Regions from separate parts of the Homo sapiens genome. Here region 2 is linked to region 1. A link is an interaction called in ENCODE POLR2A ChIA-PET data of the cell type or tissue named here. Cell type or tissue: Panc1. All regions are shown on one strand. Each heading gives the region's core, and the rest is flanking DNA. Links, peaks and the distances in the headings are about the cores only.

Evidence for each region. ChIA-PET counts read pairs that join two places held together with the same protein. Peaks named below come from ENCODE experiments on the same cell type or tissue, not always from the same donor. Only the 100,000 strongest peaks of a DNase experiment are listed, where the experiment ranks them.
Region 2: POLR2A ChIA-PET joins it to region 1 with 5 read pairs; 2 of 35 experiments call an interaction of 5 or more read pairs at or near these places.

The regions. Positions count from the first base shown.
Region 1 is chr17:75,372,915-75,376,839 of GRCh38, reverse strand. All of the region lies in intron 2 of GRB2 (growth factor receptor bound protein 2), which reads left to right. Among named protein-coding and RNA genes, the nearest start is that of GRB2, 31 kb to the left of the region's middle. In Panc1, for the core only: no CTCF peak of the experiment used is centred there; no DNase peak of the experiment used is centred there.
Region 2 is chr17:75,704,885-75,708,103 of GRCh38, reverse strand. SAP30BP (SAP30 binding protein) reads right to left here. Exons shown (of 11, transcript NM_013260.8): 10 at 2,012-2,096; 11 at 45-1,764. The coding sequence ends at 1,583. Among named protein-coding and RNA genes, the nearest start is that of ITGB4, 15 kb to the left of the region's middle. RefSeq lists an enhancer at 514-1,713. In Panc1, for the core only: no CTCF peak of the experiment used is centred there; no DNase peak of the experiment used is centred there; H3K27ac peaks cover 1,660 bases.

The DNA.
Region 1 (3,925 bases), core at 610-3,109:
TGTAGGGATGGAGTCTCATTATGTTGCCCAGGCTTGTCTCAAACTTCTGGGATTAAGGGATCCTCTCACCTTGGCCTCCCAAAGTGCTGGGATTACAGATTACAGGTGTAAGCCACCTTGCCTGGCCTGTGAAAGGTTTTTAGGAAAGTTTAAAAGAAGGAAGGGTACTCCTCCTCATACCAGAGTTGTCTTTTCATTGGATGGTACAATATGTAAGTTATAATCGTTGGTTACAAATTATGTTATACAGGCTAAAAATGTCTATGTGCAAGACAATCAGTAGAAGTTCATGCTTCACTAATCTTTTTTTTTTTTTTTTGAAACAGAGTCTCCCTCTGTTGCCCAGGCTGAAATGCAGCAGTGCAGTCTCAGCTCACTGCAGCCTCCACCTCCCGCATTCAAGAGATTTTCTTGCCTCAGCCTCCTGAGTAGCTGGGATTACAGGAGCATGCCACCAGGTCGGGTTAAAAAATTTTTTTTTTTTTTTTTTTTTTTGAGACAGAGTCTCTGTCTGTCACCCAGGCTGGAGTGCAGTGGCACAATCTCGGCTCACTGCAACGTCTGCCTCCCAGGTTCAAGCAATTCTCCTGCCTCAGCCTCCCAAGTAGCTGGGACTATATAGGCGCATGCCGACACGCCTGGCTGATTTCTTGTATTTCAATAGAGATGGGGTTTAACCGTGTTGCCTAGGCTGGTCTCAAACTCCTGAGCTCAGCCAATCCGCCTGCCTTGGCCTCCCAAAGTGCTGGGATTACAGGCGTGAGCCACTGCGCTCATGCAGGCCCCGGTAATTTTTTTTTTTTTTTTTTTTTTCTGAGACGGAGTCTTGCTCTGTCGCCCAGGCTGGAGTGCAGTGGCGCAATCTTGGCTCACTGCAACCTCTGCCTCCTGGGTTCACGCCATTCTCCTGCCTCAGCCTCCCGAGTAGCTGGGACTACAGGCGCCCACCACCACGCCCGGCTAAATTTTTGTATTTTTAGTAGATACAGGGTTTCACCGTGTTAGCCAGGATGGTCTCGATCTCCTGACCTCGTGATCCACCTGCCTCTGCCTCCCAAAGTGTTGGGATTACAGGCTTGAGCCACTGCGCCCGGCCAGTCCCCAGTACTTTTTGTATATTTGTAGAGACGAGGTTTCACCATATTTGCCAAGATGGTCTCAAACTCCTAGCCTCAGTTAATCTGCCTGCCTCGGCCTCCCAAAGTGTTGGGATTACAGGTGTGAGCCACTGTGCCCGGCTGATTTCTATTTTCATTGTAGTTGTAGAACATACTTTGTATGATTTTAATACTTTCAGATTTATTGGGGCTTGTTTTATGGCCTACCATCTGGTTTGTCCTGAGAATGTTCTCCTGTGCGCTTGAGATAGATTTTTATTCTGCTGTTGTTGGGTAGAGTCTTCTATAGATGTTGTTAGATCTATTGGTTAATTACTTTCTCTCTTTTTTTTTTCCTGAAGATTGTGTTCAAATGGATTTAACTACCATGAAATTCATCATAATTCATAATCAGCAATTACAGGAAAGAATAATGTGAGCTTTTGTGGATTTGTATCCAGTTGAGAACATGAAAGATCAGCCATAGAATGTGATGTGATGATTGGCATAAGAAGTATAGTGATAGAATTATGTAGATCAGGCTAGCTGGCTCACATCTGTATTCCCAGCACTTTGGGAGGCTGAGGCAGGAATAGCCCTTAAAGCCAGCAGTTTGAGACCAGCCTGGGCAACACAGTGAGACCCCCCCGTCTACAAAAAAAAAACCAAAAATGTTTAAATTAGCCAATCGTGGTGGCACACATCTGCAGTCCCAGCTACTCAGGAGGCTCAGGCAGGAGGATGACTTGAGTTCAGGAGTTTGAGGATGCAGTGAGCCATGATCTCGCTACTGTACTATAAACCTGAGCGACTGAATGAGACCCCTTATCTCAAGAAAAAGAAACAGAATTATTTAAATGCATGAATCTGAATGCCGTGCAGAGAGTATATGCCATATAGAGTTATATGAGAATGTCATGATAGTAGTAGCTTTTTTTTTCTTCTTTTCTTGAGACAGAGTCTTGTTCTGTTGGCCAGGTTGGGAGTGCAGTGGCGTGATTGATCATGGCTCATTGCAGCCTCAATCTCCTGGGCTCCAGCGATCTTCCCACATCAGCTTCCCGAGTAGCTGGGACTACAGGCATGTGCCACCACACTCGGCTAGAGTGTGTGTGTTTGTGTGTGTGTGTGTGTGTGACTACAGGCATGTGCCACCACACTCGGCTAGTGTGTGTGTGTGTCAATAGGATTTTTCCATGTTGCCAGGCTAATCTCAAACTCCTGAGCTAAAGTGATCCACCCACCTTGGCCTCCCAAAATGCTGGGATTACAGGTGTCAGCTACTGTGCCCAGCCAAATGTAGCATTTTGAGGAATTCTTTTTTTTTTTTTTTTTTTTTGATATGGAGTCTTACTCTGTCTCCCAGGCTGGGGTGCAGTGGTGCGATCTCAGCTCACTGCAACCTCCGCCTCCCGGGTTCCAGCGATTCTCTTGCCTCAGCCTCCTGACTAGCTGGAATTATAGGCGCCCGCCACTACGTCTGGCTAATTTTTGTATTTTTAGTAGAGACGGTTTAACCATAATGGCCAGGCTGGTCTCAAACTCCTGACCTCAGATGATCCGCCTGCCTCGGCCTCCCAAAGTGCTAGGATTACAAGCATGAGCCTCTGCGCCTGGCCTTGATAAATTCTTAAGAATATCAGTACCTGGCAGGGCACGGTGGCTCACTCCTGTAATCCCAGCACTTTGGGAGGCTGAGGTGGGCGGATCGTGAGGTCAGGAGATTGAGACCATCCTGGCTAACACGGTGAAACCCTGTCTCTACTAAAAATGCAAAAAAAATTAGCCGGGCATGGTGGCGGGCGCCTGTAGTCCCAGCTACTCGGGAGGCTGAGGCAGGAGAATGGCATGAGCCTGGGAAGCGGAGCTTGCAGTGAGCCGAGATTGTGCCTGGGCGATAGAGCGAGACTCTGTCTCAAAAAAAAAAAAAAAAAAAAAAAAAAATACCAGTACCTTGATGAATTATAGCAACAAATTATTGAGTATCTCCTAAGCAAAGGGTACTGTGTTTAGTGCTAAGGTTGATACTAAGCAGAATTAAAGATGTGAAATTTAATAAATACCCTGTTTTAAGAGCTTTGCTAAAGATGTGTATGGAATGTTCTGAATGAAACAGACTTAGTAAGACATGAGTGTTGAAAAGTTTTCTCAGTTAATTTAGCAGCACTCAGGACTGCTTTGTCCATGCAGATACGGCTGACTTACTGGGGACTTTTGTTTCTAACATTAGCCAAGCTTACTGTCAACTCTGAAGAGATGTTGGAGTTGTCCTAGAACACTTAAACTTGGAAGTTAAATTGTCTTTCAATGTGTTTGGCAGAGTTATAAAAGTAGACATGAGCCATATTGATAGCGGCACGGCATATGAAGAGCTTCAGAATACTTATGACACTTCTTTGACGTTCTGTGAAAGGCTATAGATAAGTACCTCCAAACATCATGCCTCCAGCCTCACTCTTGCTTAAGGAAATACTCTGAAAGTAGATTTTCTTTCTTTTTTGAGACAGTCTCTCTGTCTCCCAGGCTGGAGTGCAGTGGCATGATCTTGGTTCACTGCAGCCTCCACCTCCTGGGTTCAACCGATTCTCCTTCTTCAGCCTCCCGAGTAGCTGGGATTACAGGTGCCCACCACCACGCCTGGCTAATTTTTGTTCTTTTAGTAGAGACGGGGATTTGGTTGTGCCATGTTGGCCAGGCTGGTCTCAAACTCCTGACCGCAAGTGATCCGCCCACCTCGGCCTCCCAAAGTGCTGGGATTACGGGCATGAGTTACTGCGCCCAGCCAAATATCTGTTCTTTTAGCTCTTTGATAGTTCCTTTGTAGTGAC
Region 2 (3,219 bases), core at 89-2,588, 330 kb before region 1:
TGGTCTACAACAAAAAAAAATTGGATTTAGCCAACAAAAAACACTGGCAGGAACTTTACAGTTTATAAAGCTTTTGCATAAGTCACCTCTGGTTCTTCCCAACCATCTTACGACGCTTTATTACTGTGATTTCAGAGAAGAAACAGGCTTACAGAGGTTAAGGGCTTGAGACCACTCAACTGGTTTTAAGTGGAATCCAGACCAGAGGTGCCGGCTCCACGTCTACTGCCCTTTCCACGGTGCCATGCTGCCTCCCACAAAACATCCACAGTGCCCTTGGCCAATGAGGGGCCGCCATCGGAGGTCACAGGAAGCCTTTTCACAGTCCCTCTGGGGCATGAGTGGGGAGCAGCTCTTCTCCCCAGAGCTTTAAAGCCCCATCGAGGAAGGGGTGAGAACTGACCTCCTGAAGTGCCCGAGTGTGTGTGTACGGGGAGAGTGGACTCAATTTTTATTTTTGAAACCTCATGCACAGAGTTCCTTATATTCCCCAGGTCCCACAAGAGTACCAGGTGCCATTTCAGAACCACCTTTCTAAACCTCTGCCCACCCACTGAAAGCAACACGGCCCTTCACAGCCTGGCTTCCTTCTTTTGACACACAGCCCTTCCGCTCCAGTGGAGAATCGCCAAAGATCATGAAGGGTAAATAGTCTCCTCTGAACCCCTGGTCTGGGAAACCCGTTTCAACCCCGGGGGGAGCCCAGTGGCCACTGGTGCTGCCCAGGGGCTGCTGTGGGGCAGAGATAACACACAGAGGAAGGGTGGGGTGGCAGGAGCCCTCCCAGGAGCAGGGCTTGCCTGTAAACAATGAGCTGCCGCCTCGCCAAGGCAGGAGGTGATTCATCTCCCCCGCTGCTCAGCTCCTGCTGGCTGCGCTCACCGGGCACCAAAGGACTGGGGCAGCCCTGGCCAGGCGCTGACGCCTCCCCACTCTCTGCACAGGTCAGGATCTCACCCCAGCCCTTCTGGAAACTGGCTTGACTTCAAAAGCCTTCCTGGGTGTGTCCAAAAAGTGATCTGGTCTGGGGAGTGCTCAAGTGCACTCAAGGGAGCACAGCTCCACCATCACCCGAGAACTGGCTGGGTTTTGGGATCAAGGCGGCAGATGGGGCATACGTGGGGCTCGGGGACTCCCGCCTGTCCATGCCCAGAGGCATACACGGATAACAACGGTGACTTCTTGGGTCACCCCTCTGAACAGCGTCCCAGGCCTCCATCACCCTGTTGTCAACCCTGAGGCAATAGTCCCAACCAAGACTATTGAGTCTTGGGGGACATGTGAGCTGAAGCATTTGCCTGCAAACAGAATGCAGGAGAGGCCAGTGCATCTGAGATGCCAAGAGGTAAGAATACGGCACTTTTAATAGGCGGCAGACCCCAGGTGGTGCGTGGACAGACCCTGTCCACAGCGCCTGGCTCCCGTGCTGCCTGTCCTTCCATCTGGAATGCCAAACAGAAGCTCCTCTCAGGTGGCATCTGGGGAGTAGGTCCCAGTCCTGAAATATACAAAGTGGCGCCTCCCACTGGGCAGTGGTCACTGGGCTGCACGGTCCTTTCAAGTCCTAGGGTGGCCCCTCAGGTCACTGCTTGGCCTTCTTCACAATGGTGCCCACAGCAGAGATGACGGTGGTCTTGGAGCCGCTGGCGCTGGTGGTGACCGTGACAACAGCTGGCAGGGTGGCTGTGGTGGTGAGGATGGTGGGCTGGGCTATCGTTGTCACTGGGATAGCCGAATCCCACTTGCTCTTTCTCTTCTGAGCATCTGGAGATAAAGCAGAAATCAGGATCACGATCCACCAATGAGCGGTGCCCTCTTTCCCTTCCCCCTGCAGGCCAGCGGGAGTCTAGGGAGCAGACCCCGAAGTGGCCCACCCCAGACTCCAAAGGTGCTTCTCAAAGTAGCAAGGCTGAGCCCAGGCCCAGATCCACGTGCTGTCTGTCGCCCAAACAAGCCAGGGAGACCCTGGCTCCATGTGTGTGGCAGGAGGCAGGGCAGCTCTGCAATCTACCTGCAACAGCTGTGCTGGCAGTGGTAGTGGTGGTGGACGTGGCGTTGGTCGTGGTGCCTTTTTTGGTGCCCGTCACAAACTCAATCTGGAGAGGGAGAGGGAAGAGAATAAGACCAGGCAAAGCTGGGTGTCCACAGCTTTTTGCCATCCGTCAGCTCCTGGGGGACAGGAGCTTGGCACTACACAAAAGAGGCATTGGAAATGAACTCTGCTCTGCCCATCTGGGGTAGGGCGAGATGTCTAAGAAGAACCCAAAGGGGCTTTTCACTCTTAAAAGAACTTTCCAAACAGTACTGTATCCCTCCCGGCATCACCAGGTCTCTGCACATGCCCGGCACCCCCCGCCCACCGCCCCACCTCACATGCCCAGAACCGTTTGGCCAGGCCCCTCCTCCTCACACCCAGGAGGAGGCGGTGCCCGCCCGCACAGGGGAAGGACAGCTCCGGTCCCCAGGCGCTGCAGACACGTCCCTGCAACAAGCCTGGGGTTTGGAAGGGAGAGGGAAAGAGAGAGAAGGGAGATTCAATCAAGGGTTAAGAATGAGAAACCCCAACTATCCCCTTGCACCAGCTCCCACGTTCCTGGCCCAGCAGCCAGCACCTCCAGAGGGCCACCAGCATGCCCAGGCCCCACAGCCCCTCTGCTTGGGGTGAGGGAAGCGGTCTGGAGGCCGCAGCTGCTTGAGGATGGTCAGGCCGAGCCAGAAGTGGGAGGAGCTGGTGTCCTGATGCCCGGCTCTGAGACTGGTCACAAAGGGAACAAGGCCCAGAGATAACAGTTTGGTCTCCCAGCCAAACTGATGCTCCCTGAAGAACCCAGACCACACTGCCAGGGAACAAGTGGTGCTCAGGGCCCTAACGTGGGACCTAATAGGTAGCACCCAGGCGAGCCACTGAGGGCAGCTCTGGAGGCCAAGACACTCACCGAGCAGCGCAAGCTGGGCCTGGCACTCTCTTAGGGAACTATTTCCCTCCCTTCAGGCTACAAAGGGCCCCCATGACCCAAAACGGACAAAGCCCCCCAAGGCTCTGCAATTGGCGGGGAGGAAAGGGGGGCACAATGTAGCAAACAAGTCTCCGAGGGCAAAAGCAGCAGACGAGCGCCGTGAACCCAGCAGGTCTGCTCAGCACACAGGCCCTGCTGAGAGGCTCAGAGCATCGCCGGGTGATGACACGGGGCCAGGGTTGGGGGCAGCCTGGACACCTTC